Linked DNA regions of Homo sapiens: region 2 is linked to region 1. The links are chromatin contacts, found by Hi-C or POLR2A ChIA-PET in ENCODE. All regions are on one chromosome and are shown on one strand. The core of a region is the stretch at or near the end of the contact, and the rest is flanking DNA. Distances in the headings are between cores, read along the strand shown.

Region 1 (6,925 bases), core at 3,295-5,794:
CTGGTTGTTAGAAGGATTAAATGACACAACCCATGCAAGATATCTGGAATGTAATATTAGCTTATCACTGCTAATCACTACAGAAAAACAGACGGCGGCTGGGCGCGGTGGCTCACACCTGTAATCCCAGCATTTTGGGAGGCTGAGGCGGTGGATCACCCGAGGTCAGGAGTTCGCAACCAGCCAGACCAATATGGTGAAACCCGTCTCTACTAAAAATACAAAAATTAGCCAGGCGTCATGGTGTGTGCCTGTAGTCCCAGCTACCTGGGAGGCTGAGACAGGAGAATTGCTTGAACCCAGGAGGTGGAGGCTGCAGTAAGCCAAGATTGCACCACTGCACTCCAACCTGGGCAACAGAGCAAGACTCTATCTCAAAAAAAAAAAAAAAAGAGAGAGAAAACGAAAAAGAAAAACAGATGGGCAACAAACGTAATTTTGGAAGAGAGAGAATGAATTGTCATGGCAGCTGTCTCTGGCTTGTATTCTTATATTTAAAGGACTAAGAACTCAGTGCCACCTCCAGCCCAGGCAGTCCTTAGAGGAGCATCAGGTATCTGAAGCCACCATGCTGTCTGGGCCCCGGGTGCTTTGCACGTAGCTCTCCTGGTTTTCACCCCTAAGTCCATCCCCTGTAAGCCTGTCTAAATACGATTCACTGGTGCCCCGACATTACCTTAGGTGGAAGATAAGTATTTTTGCAAAGAGGGTAGAGTAAGCTTGGCAGAAATGTGAAAGCCAAATTATCAGAAACTTCGTCATTCCAGAAAATGCGTCTCTCAGCCTCAGCGGCTCTAATAGACCAGCCTCATTTTGAGAAGCTGGCAAAACCAACGTCCCTGTCAAAGTGGACTTTGCCTCCTGCCCTCCACAGATGTGTGCCCATAGCCAGCTGGACCAGCTGTTCCTGGGGAGCTCCTAGGAAACCTGTTTCCACCTCAAGGCGGGTAGGGGGAGGGAGGGTGGGCATGCACTTATGTGCTCAGGGTACCAAAGCCCAGGAGGGAAAATGGCAGCCTGGTTGAAAAGGGGCTGCCAAAAGCCAACATGAGCCTCTGGGCGTGAACCTGCCCTTGAGGCCCTCTTTGCATGTCCGCCTACTGGCTCTGCCCCTAAGAACAGTCAGACTCAAAGAAAGAGGTTAAGCTCGGACCCCTGACCAGGTCACCTGGCCACATTTTTGGTAGCTGGGTTGCCTCAACTTGACAGAGCACCATTCAGAAAGTGCAGTCCACCACAAGAACAGAGAGCCTGGGATCAGGAGGAAAAGCAGCTGGTGGGGGTGGGGAAGGAGTGGGGCCAGGAGCAGAGACTACTGGCTGGTGGGGTCGCATGGGTTCGTTACCCTATCCTCCCCACTTTCAGAGATACTCATACTTTCCATAATAGTGTTTAAAAATTAGGAACGAAAGCAAGCCTGGGACCCAGTTCCAGCCTCCACTGCCACTGCCAGGACTGGTAAAGTCTTACTGTACTCAATACCTGCAAACCTAAGGCGGAAAAGCATTTTTTGTGGAAATCAGAAATCAGTGTTCAATCACCAGAGGAGTCCCACCTCATGAGGTCACAGCTTGATGTATATCCACAAACAACATGCCATGTCACATGTCACCAGAGGCAGGACAGTGCCAGCCCCCCAGAGGCTCCTGGTGGCCCTCCCAGCCACCATCTACCCCGCGGGGACTCACTAGCTTGGCTTCTTGCAGCCTAGTGAATTCTGCCTGTTTTCGAACTTTACATAATAGGGCTCATACAGCATGTACTGTCTCTGCAAGCCCTGCAGGATTTTACAACCCCAAATATTCTAACATGTTTTCTACTTCCTGGTAGGAGCCAACTCCCTGAGGCCAGCCTGCTGTAATCCTGAGAAAATGTTTGTCCTGCTAAATAAACAGCCGCACTCTCCATGGCAACGGTTGGGTAACTGAGGAAAATGTGACCGCAGCCATCCAAATATGGAGGGAAGGAGGTGCACCGGGGAGGCATTGTCTTGGCCTCACTAGGACACCTTCAATGATCTCAATTCAGACTTTTAAATCCCTACATTTTTAGAACTACAAGACTTTAAAGCAAATAAAGGCAAAAGTGTCAGCCTCCTAGCTCCCCGGTGGTCAGGGACTGAGCTACTCCGAATTGCAGGAAGCTCAGGCATCTGCTCCTCCTGTACCTGGTTTCTTAAAGAGTGGATTCTGATTCCTCTATGTCACCCCAGGAAGAGCACGAGGAACCCTTCGAGGCCGGTGAGGGTTCAGCACGGCAGCTCACTCTGTCTTGGGAACTACCAGTCTCTGAAAACCAAGTGGCCTTGACTCCTGTCACCAGTCACTGCTATTCATTTACTGCTTCTAATTTGCTCTAGACTTGGAGATATGGTAACAAACTTGTTACAAATGTGTACACGATGAGCATAATGAGTTGAAAGGAGGGCCTGGTCCCTAGGGGGGAGTGCGTGGGCTGGGGGAGGGGTCCATCAGAGGCCCCCTCTAGACTAATTCTCCCTTGGTTCCCAAGGTGGGCCAGCTTTCCAGAAGTGTGGCGACAGTCTCTGCCAAGCTTATGGAATTGTGTGTTTCTGGCTCCCTCTGCCAAACAGAGTAGTTTTCAAAAGGTAAAAGCACACCCAGAGCCTGTCTTTCTTCTGACTAAACGCCAAGTGGCCCTGCCAGCTGTTCAATGACCTGACAGAGCCGTGGTTTGCCGAGTCCTGGTGAAGTTACATCATCGCTTAAAAACAGCAGTGTGACTACCAGTATTTTTGAGAAAGTTCAGTGGGTACGAGAAGTAGTGCACAGGAGAGGAATCTTTCCTTTTTCCTTGTAAGCACTGCAGACGTGGCTCACAGGAGAACATTACTTGGCCCAAAGGCAAGAGCATATCAGAAGCCTCTGTCTCCTGCGAGAAACCTGGGAAAAATCATCTGTAGGGTAACAGAAAACCAAAAACCTGGGAATTAAAGTAGACCTCTGAGACTGCCCAATCTGAGCCCCTCCAAACAAACAAGGAAACTGAGGCCCAGACTGGGAGCCAGCAGCAGCCAGCTGGCTGACACAGGGCTCCCCCTTCCCACCTGGCACTCCAGTCTCCACAGAAAGCCAGGGCTGCGTTAGTTCTGTACCAATGAATCATACCAAGGCGACAGTGACAGATAACTGCAAACACCCACGGTGCCATCCCCGCGCTGGCACACCACACAGCTTCCACTCAAAAAAAACGGAGTCCCTTTCTTCATTATAGTCATATAGCACACAAAAATCAATTCACCTTGTATTTTAAAACTCAATTTCCAAATAAAGCCTTCAGGTAGAGTCCTGTTTTCTTCTCAGGCACACCCAGCCTGGGACCAGAAGCCCCAGGTGGGGGTAGAGGGTGGGCCAAGAAGTCTAGCAGTCCTGCTGTGCCATATACAGGTGAGAGGCGTCCATGTGGGGCTTTAGCCACCGTGTGGGGTTCTTAACACATTTCCCGGACTTAAGGCCCTTCCTCCCAAATTCCAGCCCACCCAGGATTCAGCACGCAAGTGGAGGCCATCACTGAACCTCTGAAGCTCATCCTGCCCCAGGACGATGGGAAGATCCTGCAGACAGCCTGGGCCTGGGCCTCAGTTTGCTCATCTGTCAGGCTGAGGGGTTACTCTGGGTGATTTTCAGGGTGCCTTCTGGCTCTGTTGTTCTGTATGAATCAGCTTTCCAAACGGGTTCCTTCTGTGTAGGTTACAGAAACCCTGGCAACCAACTCGTCATCCCTTACCCTGGCCTTCCTGAAGGGGGAAGCAGGCCACCTCCCACCCCCTGGTCTATGTCTGGGACTTGGCAGCCAAAGTACATCCCAGAAGGTAGGCGCGACTGCTGCACCAAAGAGTGGACACCCCCATTCCCTTCTATCCAGTCCGGGGAAAGGGAATTAATACAGGGTGGTCCAGGGGAGGCAAAGGGGCGAACATTAGAGGGTCTCCCCGCCCTCAGGTTCCCAGGCCTGGCTTGGCACCGGGACTTCCTTGTCCCTCTGATCACCCATTCCAGGAGACCCGTGGGTGTCCAGGAAAAGCTCCTAGATCAGCGCCCCTCCATGGCCCTTCCCCAGCCCAGGACTTAGCCCTGTGGCCTCAGAAGAGGCAGTCAGCTCCCCGAGGGTCCTCCAGATCCCAGGGCCGGCTGCGCTGACCCTTGGTTTCCTTGGCCTTCCCCATGCGAGGGGAGGGAGGGTTCCCAAAAGAGAATCGCCCACGGAACCGCAGCCCGCGCGCAGTCACTCGGTAGCTCGGTGCCCTACACACGCTGCCTCACCTTTCGGACCTCAGGCTCCTGAGCTGCGAAGCGGGGGTTCGAGTCCCCAACCCTCGGTGTCACCGCAGTTCAAACGAGCGCACCCTGCGCGCGGCTCGACCACTCTCCACCTGGGACAGGGCCAAGGGCACACGCCCCCACGCCGGCGCCGTTTCAAGCCGAGGAGTCCAGCAGCCCAAGGAACTTCCGGCGGCGCCTCCGCTGCCCGAGCCGGCGCTGGGACCCCGACCTGCCCGAGGCCCGCGCGCCGGCGGCGGTTACGTAAGCCGCAGCGGGGCCGCGCCGCGCCACTTACCGCCGGCCGCGCCCGCGTCAGCCCGTCCGCCGGTCCCTCCGCCGACTCGCGGCTCTGTCCGCCCGGCCCCGCGCCCGCCGCCGCCGCCCACAGCTGCACGTATCCCCTCAGCGCCGCCGCCTCCGCCGCGGCCGAGTCGCCGCTGTCACATAGTGGAAAACGTGACCGCGCGCGCCGCGCCCGCCCCCGGCCTCCGCCATTGGCCGCGACTCCGTCTCATCTGCATACATGAGGGGCGGGGCCTACGAACGCCGCGCGCCCATTGGTGGCCGCGCCCGTCGCTCTTTTTACATAAGACGCACATGGAACTCCATGTTCACCTCGTCGGTTCCTCAATGGAGACGCGGCGCGTTCGTGCTACCCGTCGTCCTCCCTAGTGGTCTCATCCACTTCCGGCGTCGGCGCCTTCCATTCACTACGCCCTCAAGCCCGCCAGCTCGGGGAGCGCGGAGTGGCGCGTACCATTGCGGGCGGGGGAGCTGGGCGCGGGGCTCCTGCGCACCTCCGGCCGGCCTGGCAGACCCGGCGCGCCGAAGCCGGACGAGGGAGACCTCCACCTCCGGCCACCGGCCAGAGGCGCGCCCCCAGCGGCCAGGGCCGCGGGAAAGTCCGCGCGGCATGCTTCATTCACGCATTCACATTCATTCATTTACTCATTCACTCACTCATTCATCGCGGGGCCCCGGAGCAGCCCAGGAGAAGGTGGCAGCACCGCCCTGCAGCAGCTCCGGGGGCACGCCCACCCGGGCCTCTGAGGTGCCTGTGGTCGACACTTGTCCCGGCAGCTACCAAGTGACCTTTCTTATTTTTGAGACCACGTGTTGCAATTTTTGGTTCAGGAAATAGAGTCATTGTTACTCTGGGGAGGTACAAAAGAAAGAAATGATGTTGTCCCTGCCCCCAAGCGCATCACTAGGGAGAAAGGACTATCTCATAAAAAGGAAACTTAATCAAATGCTAAATTGGGCGATGTGGGCTATAAATTAACCAGAGCTATCCCCACAGGCTCCGTGAGAAAGGCAGCACTTCCAAGGCGGGTAAGATGGGCCCTGAGAAAGGGACGCCTTACAACGGTGCAAGCCGTAGAGACGCAGGAGCCAGGGGTAGGAGGTTGTCCTGGGAGACAGCGCGGGACCCTGCATCACCTTGTTTCGGTAAGCATTGTGTGGGGCATGTGGAGCCTCTAAACTTCCATTTAAAGTGTCAGGAGAAAGAGTACAATTTCCCCGGGTCTGGGTAGAAGCCTGAGACTTACAGGACAGGAAGGAGCTTTCAGGCTCCCACGCAGCAGGCTCTGAATGTGTAGGCTCTCATGGGGAAGGCGAGACTGTCCAAGAAGCTGGAGCCCGCAGCATCTCTCTTTACTCTTCTTGTTCTTCTTTACCTGGACTCACCTGGGGACCAGGGATGGGACAGAAGGAAAAGTTATGAACCCACATCAGGAATTCCTGAGTGTGATAACTCCTTCTCTTCTACTTGACAAGGTGTGTGTGCAACTTCTCAGATGCAAACCAGGGCAAATACCAAGTTCATCGGGGCAGCCCTTCCCACAGAAGCCCCGGGAGGCCTGCATGCTGTTCACACACTCAGTCAGGTGGCCCCTCCTCCTGTTCCTCTGACATTGACACCTCGACACACTCCCCGCCCCCTCTCCCTAACACATACACACACAAATGCCAAGCAAACCCAGGCCCGGCTGCTGCGCCCTGCACACACCCAAAGGCTCTTTTGTTTCTTCCCTCCCATTGACGTCAATGGGGAGCTCCATTGTTCTGGAAACAAGAGTAAACAGACAGCTCATCCACACCTTACCGAGATTCTTCTTCATGCTTTTGCTGGGTCTTGCTCCATATTCAGCCTGCTACCTGATGTCACATTTCCTCCCTAAATGTAGCCTTTTTTATTTCCACCAATAAATCTGGTAGAAATATATTGAAATCAATTCTTTTAGAAATTATCAAGTGCTTTGGGCTCTAGGACTCTTCAGAATCTCATCTATTTTCAGTGATTCACAGCCAGTTTCTTCTTTCCTATTATTGGAAATTTGTGTACACTCCACAAATACTTGTTGACACCTGAGTGTTGAGGGGCATGCAAAAATACATCTCACTGCATCCCTGCTTGTAAGGAGTTGGTGATGTAGAAGGGGGGAGGAGGCAGATTCAGAGGCAATTTTGTCTAAGTTGTGGTGTGTAGGTCCTGAGGGAATAGGACAGCCATGGACAGAAGCCTCCATCCCAGCTCCAACAGAGGACAGCGCTCAGGGGATGAGCTCCTACAATCAGGCCAAGTGCATGGATGCCATTCTTGCTGAACCAAGATGGTGACAGAGAGAGAGCGCAAATTG
Region 2 (6,925 bases), core at 2,614-5,113, 2.3 Mb after region 1:
CAAAACCACTTCATACAAAGAGTTAGGAAAAAAATTCCTATAAGGAGGAGCATGTACCATATTTATTCCCACTCTGTTTACTAAGCATGTATTATAATGAGAAAAAAAGCTCAATCTAAAATATTGCCAACAAAGAATCCATTCCTCACGTTGCAGTAAATGAAGCGGGCTGAGGTCAGCCTCCTTTTATGCTGGCTGCCCCAACTCTAAGGAGTTGATGCGTCCTACTGTTAACAGCGGAGGATGTCCAGGTTCTTGGCGTCTTAAATAAAGAATTGGACAAAACACACACAGAGAGCAAAGAAGGAATGAAGGGATTTATTGAAAATGAAAGTACACTCCACAGTGTGGGGGTGAGCCTGAGCATAGGAGCACAAAAGCCCTGTTACAGAACTTCAGAGAGTTTAAATACCCTCTAGGTGATTCCATTGGTTACTTGGGGCACACGTTATGTAGATGGAGAGCCTGTTACAGAACTTCTGAGAGTTTAAACACCCTCTAGGTGATTCCATTGGTTACTTGGGGCACACGTTATGCAGATGGAGAGGATGAAGTTACAAAGTCATTTGCTTGGCCTATGTCCTATGGAGAAGGTATTTCCTATCATAACTGAAGTGTGAATCAGCCTATGTTCCCTGCACTCAGACCCTATTTTCCTGCCTCCTACCTACAGCTGTGTGGTCCTGAGCTGTCACCTCTTCCCTTTGAAGCTCAGGTTCCTCATCGGTAAAATGAGGCAGAAATACTCACTGCTGAGATGTGTGGGGATCGCACAAACTCAGTGTCTCAACATGTTGTACGTGTGTTTTGGCCCTCTGAGCCCTTGAGGGCTGCCCCAGGTGGAACCCTCTTCACTTTTCTTGGAGAACTGACCATGGGTTGCAGCAAAGCCTAAAATGGTTCCTGTTTCAGCCCTGCCTGGGAAGATTCAGCTGGAACCTTTAGGCTAGGAAAAGGTTCGAGAAGGACCCTACCCCCACTGTGCCCGACCTGAGACAAATCCACAGAAAAGCAATCCTTGCTAACTCTGGGCAGTATGTGGACAAGATACTAATTTTTAATCTCTGCATCTCCATGAGAATGCAAGGACCAGCACAGTGAAGTGCCCAATGATTGCCCCCTGAACAAACGGAGATGTCAAGTTCAGAAAAAATCCTGGCTGAGGAAGACAGGGAACATTCCCTTGAAAAACAAGGGCAGTCATCCAGACAGAGCAAGAGGAGTGGCAGGATAAGAGGAGGCAGACAGGGTTGATTCCACAGGGCTCCTCCTCAACACCCATGAACCTGAGAAGTGGTCAGATGCGTTTCAGGCCACTGGCCAGCAGTGGGGTCATGGCGGGAACTAGTCCCACCTGAAGGACTCTCATCTCCCTACAATCCCCAAACGCTGAGGCATGGGGATGCTCTTCCCTCCTTGAAGTGAGGGCCCCGAGGCTCTCATACTTTAATTACAGTACTTCAGACCAAGAGCCTGCAGTTGAGGAGGCCAGGGTCATGAATCAGCTGCCCCCCAAACTCCTTATCTCACCAACCCAAGCTGCTTACAACCCCTCCAGATATCCCAGGAGCCGGGGGGAATGTCATTCTTCAGGGCTGAGGGAACATCTTTGCACCCTGGGGTAGCAGATGGGACCACAGGGCATGTGGAATGTCTTAGTCTGTTTCACACTGCTATACCTGAGGTTGGGTTTGTTTTATTTATTTATTTATTTATTTAGAGACGGAGTCTCGCTCTGTCGCCCAGGCTGGAGTGCAGTGGTGCGATCTGGGCTCACTGCAAGCTCCGCCTCCCGGGTTCACACCATTCTCCTGCCTCAATCAGCCTCCCGAGTGAGGGGCTGGGACTACAGGTGCCCGCCACCACACCTGGCTAATTTTTTTGTTTCTTTTTTTTTTTCAGTAGAGATGGGGTTTCACCGTGTTAGCCAAGATGGTCTCGATCTGACCTCGTGATCCGCCCGCCTCGGCCTCCCAAAGTGCTGGGATTACAGGCGTGAGCCACTGCGCCCAGCCAAGGTGGGGGAATTTATTTTTTTAAAAAAGCAAAACAGGTTTATTTGGCTCAAAATTCTGGTGGAAATTTCAAGATTGGGCAGCTGCACCTGGTGAGGGCCTCATGCTACTTCAACTCAAGGCAGCAAGTAGAAGGGGAGAGGCATGCACAAAGAGATTACGTGGCCATATGGCGAGAGAGGAAGCAAGAGACAACCGCAGGAAGGCTGACTCTCTAACCAGCTCTCATGGGAACTCACCCCTCCACAAAGGACACTAACCTATCCATGAGGGATCCACCCCTATTACCCAAACTCCTCCTACTAGGCACCACCTCCTAACACTGCCTCATTGAGGCTCAAATTTCAATACCATTTTGGGCAGGGGCAGACCACATGCAAATCACAGCATGGGGTAATAGTGGGGGCAGGTTGACACAGGGCTGCTGCCTACCCAGCACCAGCTGTCTCTTGGCCCCTTCCAGATCCTGGCAATCTGGCTACAGGCATGGGCCCAGCCTTGGACACAGATGTGGCCACAGGAAGCTGTTAGCTCTCCAGATCTGATCAGCCTGGGAGAGCGGCACAACAAAGGCTCCCAAAGGAGAGTCGGGATCCTCAGCTAGCCTCAGCTCTGCTACCCACCCATATGTGCCCAGAACAGGAAAGATACGTGTTTCTTACTCCTCCGGGACTCCTAGGTGAAGCTGAGACCAGGCTCTTCTTGAGTCCTCTCAGCTATGGTGCAACCACCAGCCTAGCAAGGAATCAGAAACATCTTCCGGAAGAGTCAGCACCATAGAGGGTGCTGAATGGGCAATGAAGCATCCCGGAGATGAAACATCTGGGCAGTGAGGCATCCCACAGGTGTTGGGCTATGCAGTCACTCCCTTTCTCAGACCGAGGCAAGTACATAAGCACTCTGGGCCCCTAATCAGGGGCCTGGGGCCAGGTGGGATGAAAACAGCAGTGTCCTGCCACCTGAACAACTGCTACTCACGCAGGCCCCACCTGGCCTCTCAGAGGGAGGAACCTGGGACTCCTGAACCAGATTCAGTTTCTCCTTCAACAGCCGGGACTTTTCGCTCCTGACTGCAGAAAAACAGCTTCAATGTGACCATCCTTGATAGTCCGAGGCTGAGTAAAATGGCCTGAGGAGGCAAAATCTGAAAAGCTCTATTAGGTGGCAAACTGCTGTCACTAGAAGAGTTGAGGCCCCCTTCTCCTCCCCTGCCTGACCGCCTTCATTCCTGGGAATGGAACAGGTTCTTGGGGCAAGGGTGAATCCTCGAGCAGGTCCCAGGATCACTATCCTCACCTCCCCGCGGCACTGAATGGCTATAGCTGTAAATGTGCGTCCACGGGGTCACTGTCCAGCCACCAGGACCAGGTGCCTGGCCATCTGGGGAATCGGAAAACGCTCAGCGGGATGCTCTGGCCACCTCCCCTGCCCCCAGTTAAGATGTAGAGCGTTCAACCTAAAATGCCTAGAAACAAAGCCCAGGCCCGGGAAGGTCGAACGAGTGCGACGCCGCTCCCTCAAGCTCTTCCCTCGGAGCCGTCTCATTTCCCAAAACTCCCAAACACATCACAGAGAGAGGTGTTGAGCCAGGTGGTCACTCCCTTTTCCAGAACCACAGCAAGAAGTTGAGCCTGCTGGGCTCCTAACGAAGGCCCTGGGGCCCGGTGGGATGAAAAGCCCTATTAGGTAGCAAACAGCTGTCACTAGAGGGGTTGAGGCCCCCTTCTCCCCTGCCTGACGACGACGGCGGCAGGAACTCGACCGGCGCCGGACAGCTCGCAACTTGCCTTACCAAGCGTAAATCTCGGTTCCTCCCAACTACCCGCGGCCACGGCCTCCGCAGCAGAGCGCCGGAAGCAGAGACGCGTTTCGGGAGGAAGGTGCATGCTGGGAGCGGCGGCGCATGCTGGGAGCTGTAGTCTGCGACGCAACTCGGCCGAGGTGGCTCCCTGGTCCCTGAAGCTCCCAGAGCCCGCGTGTTCAGGCGGTCCCGACACCCCGGCCCGAGCCTCACCGGCTGGAGGACTGAACGCCTGCCGGCCCTCCGGGTATGAGCGGAGGCCGGGATAGCCCTGGGCTCCGCCGCCCCCGGAAGGAAAAAATACAGTGCGGTCCGCCGCCCGACCACGAAAGAGCGGAGCTCGGGAGCCCCGCCCCCTGGGCCTCCGACGTCCGTGGCGCTTTCCGTCGCGCGAGTGCGATTGGGCCGCCTGTCACGTGACCCGAGACCCCACGCCCGGTTGGCTGCCGCCTGGTTACCAATGGGAGACTAGCGGGCCGGCGTACTGGCCTGGTCCAGCACCTGCGGGGCCCTCGGGCTTGGAGGGCTGGGCCGGGCGGGGAACGGGCGGGGCGGGCCGGAGGCGGCGGCGGCTGACTCGCCTTCTCTCCGGGGCTGCGACCCCGAGGCAACCGGCTGCAGATGGGAGCCCGCGGAGCCGAGGATGCGGGCGGGCCGGGGCGCGACGCCGGCGAGGGAGCTGTTCCGGGACGCCGCCTTCCCCGCCGCGGACTCCTCGCTCTTCTGCGACTTGTCTACGCCGCTGGCCCAGTTCCGCGAGGACATCACGTGGAGGCGGCCCCAGGTGGGGCCGTGTGGGGTGCGGTGGGCGCCGTTTCTGGTTTCTGAGATCTCCGCTCCTCGCAGGGAGCGGGGCGGGGTGGGCGGCCAGGGTAGCTCCGAACGCAGGGTCCGCCGTTGTTCTCCTCAGAAGTGGGCGCCCGGCCCCCTCTTTTCGTACCTCCTTCATACCCCCGCCCAGAACGAGCAGGACTCGGCGCTACCCTAAGGACGCTAAACTAGGTCGTGGCCTCCGCCTGCGAGAGCTCCAATCCAGGAGGCTCAGAGCGCTGCGAGAGGCGTTTTAACAGAGCCCCAAACCCCGCCCCACCTGTTTGCTTTCGCCCTGAAGAGCGTTTGTGTCTGCTCCTCCCGCAGAGAGGGCCGCTCGTGCCCCTCTGAAGTGGCTAGGCCGAGCCCACAAAGCAAAGCGTGATAGAATTTCAGTTTTGGATTTTGTGCACCTGCCTTTCCAGTTGTAACACCTAGAAATGGCACCTCCAAGGGATGCCCTGGCCGAGTGCTGTGTTCATATTTTTAGAAATGGTTTATCTGCTGAATAAGACTGCCCAGGGAGCAACCTTGCCCTAAGTGGATGCGGTCTTAGCGGAGACAACTGATGGCCGCCAGTCTTCGAACAGAGCTGGAACTTCTGGGCTCTCGTGACTGAGATGGCTTTGACAGGCCACCTGGTTTCCTTGGACAACACTGAAGGGCCTGGGAGGAGGCAAGGGTCAGACCATGTAGAGCCTTGTCATTGGAATTTGGGTTTTATTTTGTTAAAAGATTGATTTTAGGTGCAGCTGGAGGCCACTAGAGGGTTTTGGTAGAGGAGTGGTTCTCTTGGATGTGTGTTTTTACAAGCTCACTCTTGCTGCTGGGTGGGAAGTGGGTTGTCGGGGCAAGAATGCAAGGGTCCATTGTAGTGGTCCTGGAGAAAGATGAAGGGGCTCAGATTAGCTTGACGACTGTTAGGATGTGGGTTTGGAGTAGATTGGTTTGAGACGTACCTTGCAGGGGGGATCGAGAGGCCATAGTGACTGATTGAAATAGAGGGTGAGGATAGTGGAGGGATCAACATGCCTTCTGGGTTTCTGGCCTGAACAGGTGGGTGGATGGTGGTCCTGGGACAGAGCCTGGGGGTGACCTAGAGTTGGGCTTTGCTCTCACGTCTTCAGGTGGAGCTGTCCTGGAGGCAGGTGGATCTGTCCTGGAGGCAGGTGGATACGGAGCAGGGATAGGCTAGAGGCATTCTTCTGGGAGGCGGAGCATATTAGATGGTTTACAGTCCACAGCCTGGGAGAGTGTCTCGGGGGAGTATCAGTAAAGAAGAAGGGGGCCTTGGGGCTGAGCCTTGAGGAACCCTAACATTTCTTGGGGTCAGGCAGGTGCCCTGACAGATAGACTTGAGAAGCAGCAGGCAGTGAGGGAGAGGACACCCGGGGAGCATGCGGCCTCACAGAAGCTGAGTGGGGACCACCTCAGGGGCAGCAGATGGCTGTTCTGCTGTTGTGAATGCTGCTGAGTAGTTGGGGAAGAGAGTTGGGACCAAGAGAAGCCCAGTGGGTTTGATAACATAGAGGTGACAGCGACATTGATCGAGGCAGTTTAGGGGCCATGATTGGCTCAGAAGCTAGAGGAGCCTGTGTGGAGAGTGAATGGGAAGCAGGTAGTGGGCATGGCAGCTCTTTCAAGAGCTGTAATGAAGAGAAGCCTGAAGGAGACTATGGTGCTGAGAGATAATGTCTTAAAGAACATGGGGGTGGGATTCTGCCCGGGGAGCTGGAAGGGAAGGAGTTGTGAGAGGAGCCCAGGCTCTGAGGGCAGGAGAGAGGGTCAGGTCCAGAAGCAGGAGGCAAGGTCGAAGCTCAGAGGGGTGGGCAAGGGCAGTGTGGATGTTTTGAGTAGACGGGGAGAAAGGGGAAGGTATATGATAGTTAGGGGGTGTGGGAAATGGAGCCTGCTAGAGAAACAGATTTCCAGCAGGATGGAGGACACATTTGAGATTTACCAGCATGAGTAAAAAGTGAAACTTTTCGAAGCCAACATTTAGCTGTTTTGAGAAGGAGCTTGCTAGAGTTTGGGATTTTTCCAGTAAGGAAGGAAGGCACCCCAGAATTAAGCTGGACAGAGGCATTTGAAGCCAGGAGCTGAAGGACACCCGCTGCAGGAAACCACCTTCCTGTCCCTTTTTGGGTAACACTGATGATCGGAAAAGCTCCACCCCAACTCCTGTCATCTAGAGCCTTGGGTTCTTAGTTTGAAGGGTTCCACAGCAGGCATGATCTAACTCTGGACAACTTTCTGTATCTCAGGAGATTTGTGCCACACCCCGGCTGTTTCCAGATGA

Evidence for each region. A loop is a pair of places that touch in the nucleus more often than their neighbours do. ChIA-PET counts read pairs that join two places held with the same protein, here RNA polymerase II (POLR2A). Pooled maps may share reads with other maps.
Region 2: a map with no recorded cell type shows a loop between it and region 1 (22-fold over the local background). The contact joins the promoter of CAPN10-DT here to the promoter of PER2 in region 1. A Hi-C loop is called at or near these places in 1 of 37 single-sample maps with no recorded cell type and 5 of 50 pooled maps. POLR2A ChIA-PET finds 5 or more read pairs at or near these places in 1 of 52 experiments (MCF 10A).

What each region holds. Positions count from the first base shown.
Region 1 is chr2:238,284,066-238,290,990 of GRCh38, forward strand. It overlaps PER2 (period circadian regulator 2), which reads right to left and starts at 4,545. Exons shown (of 23, transcript NM_022817.3): 1 at 4,284-4,545. LOC112268433 (a long non-coding RNA gene) reads left to right here and starts at 3,804. Exons shown (of 3, transcript XR_002959458.2): 1 at 3,804-3,832. RefSeq lists enhancers at 1-38, 3,483-4,005, 4,090-4,984, 6,059-6,108 and silencers at 4,533-4,682, 5,023-5,292.
Region 2 is chr2:240,582,453-240,589,377 of GRCh38, forward strand. It overlaps CAPN10-DT (CAPN10 divergent transcript), which reads right to left and starts at 3,864. Exons shown (of 1, transcript NR_103792.1): 1 at 298-3,864. CAPN10 (calpain 10) reads left to right here and starts at 4,282. Exons shown (of 12, transcript NM_023083.4): 1 at 4,282-4,600; 2 at 6,891-6,925. The coding sequence starts at 4,460. RefSeq lists enhancers at 2,029-2,098, 2,469-2,838, 3,829-4,008, 4,060-4,354, 4,293-5,119 and a silencer at 4,319-4,548.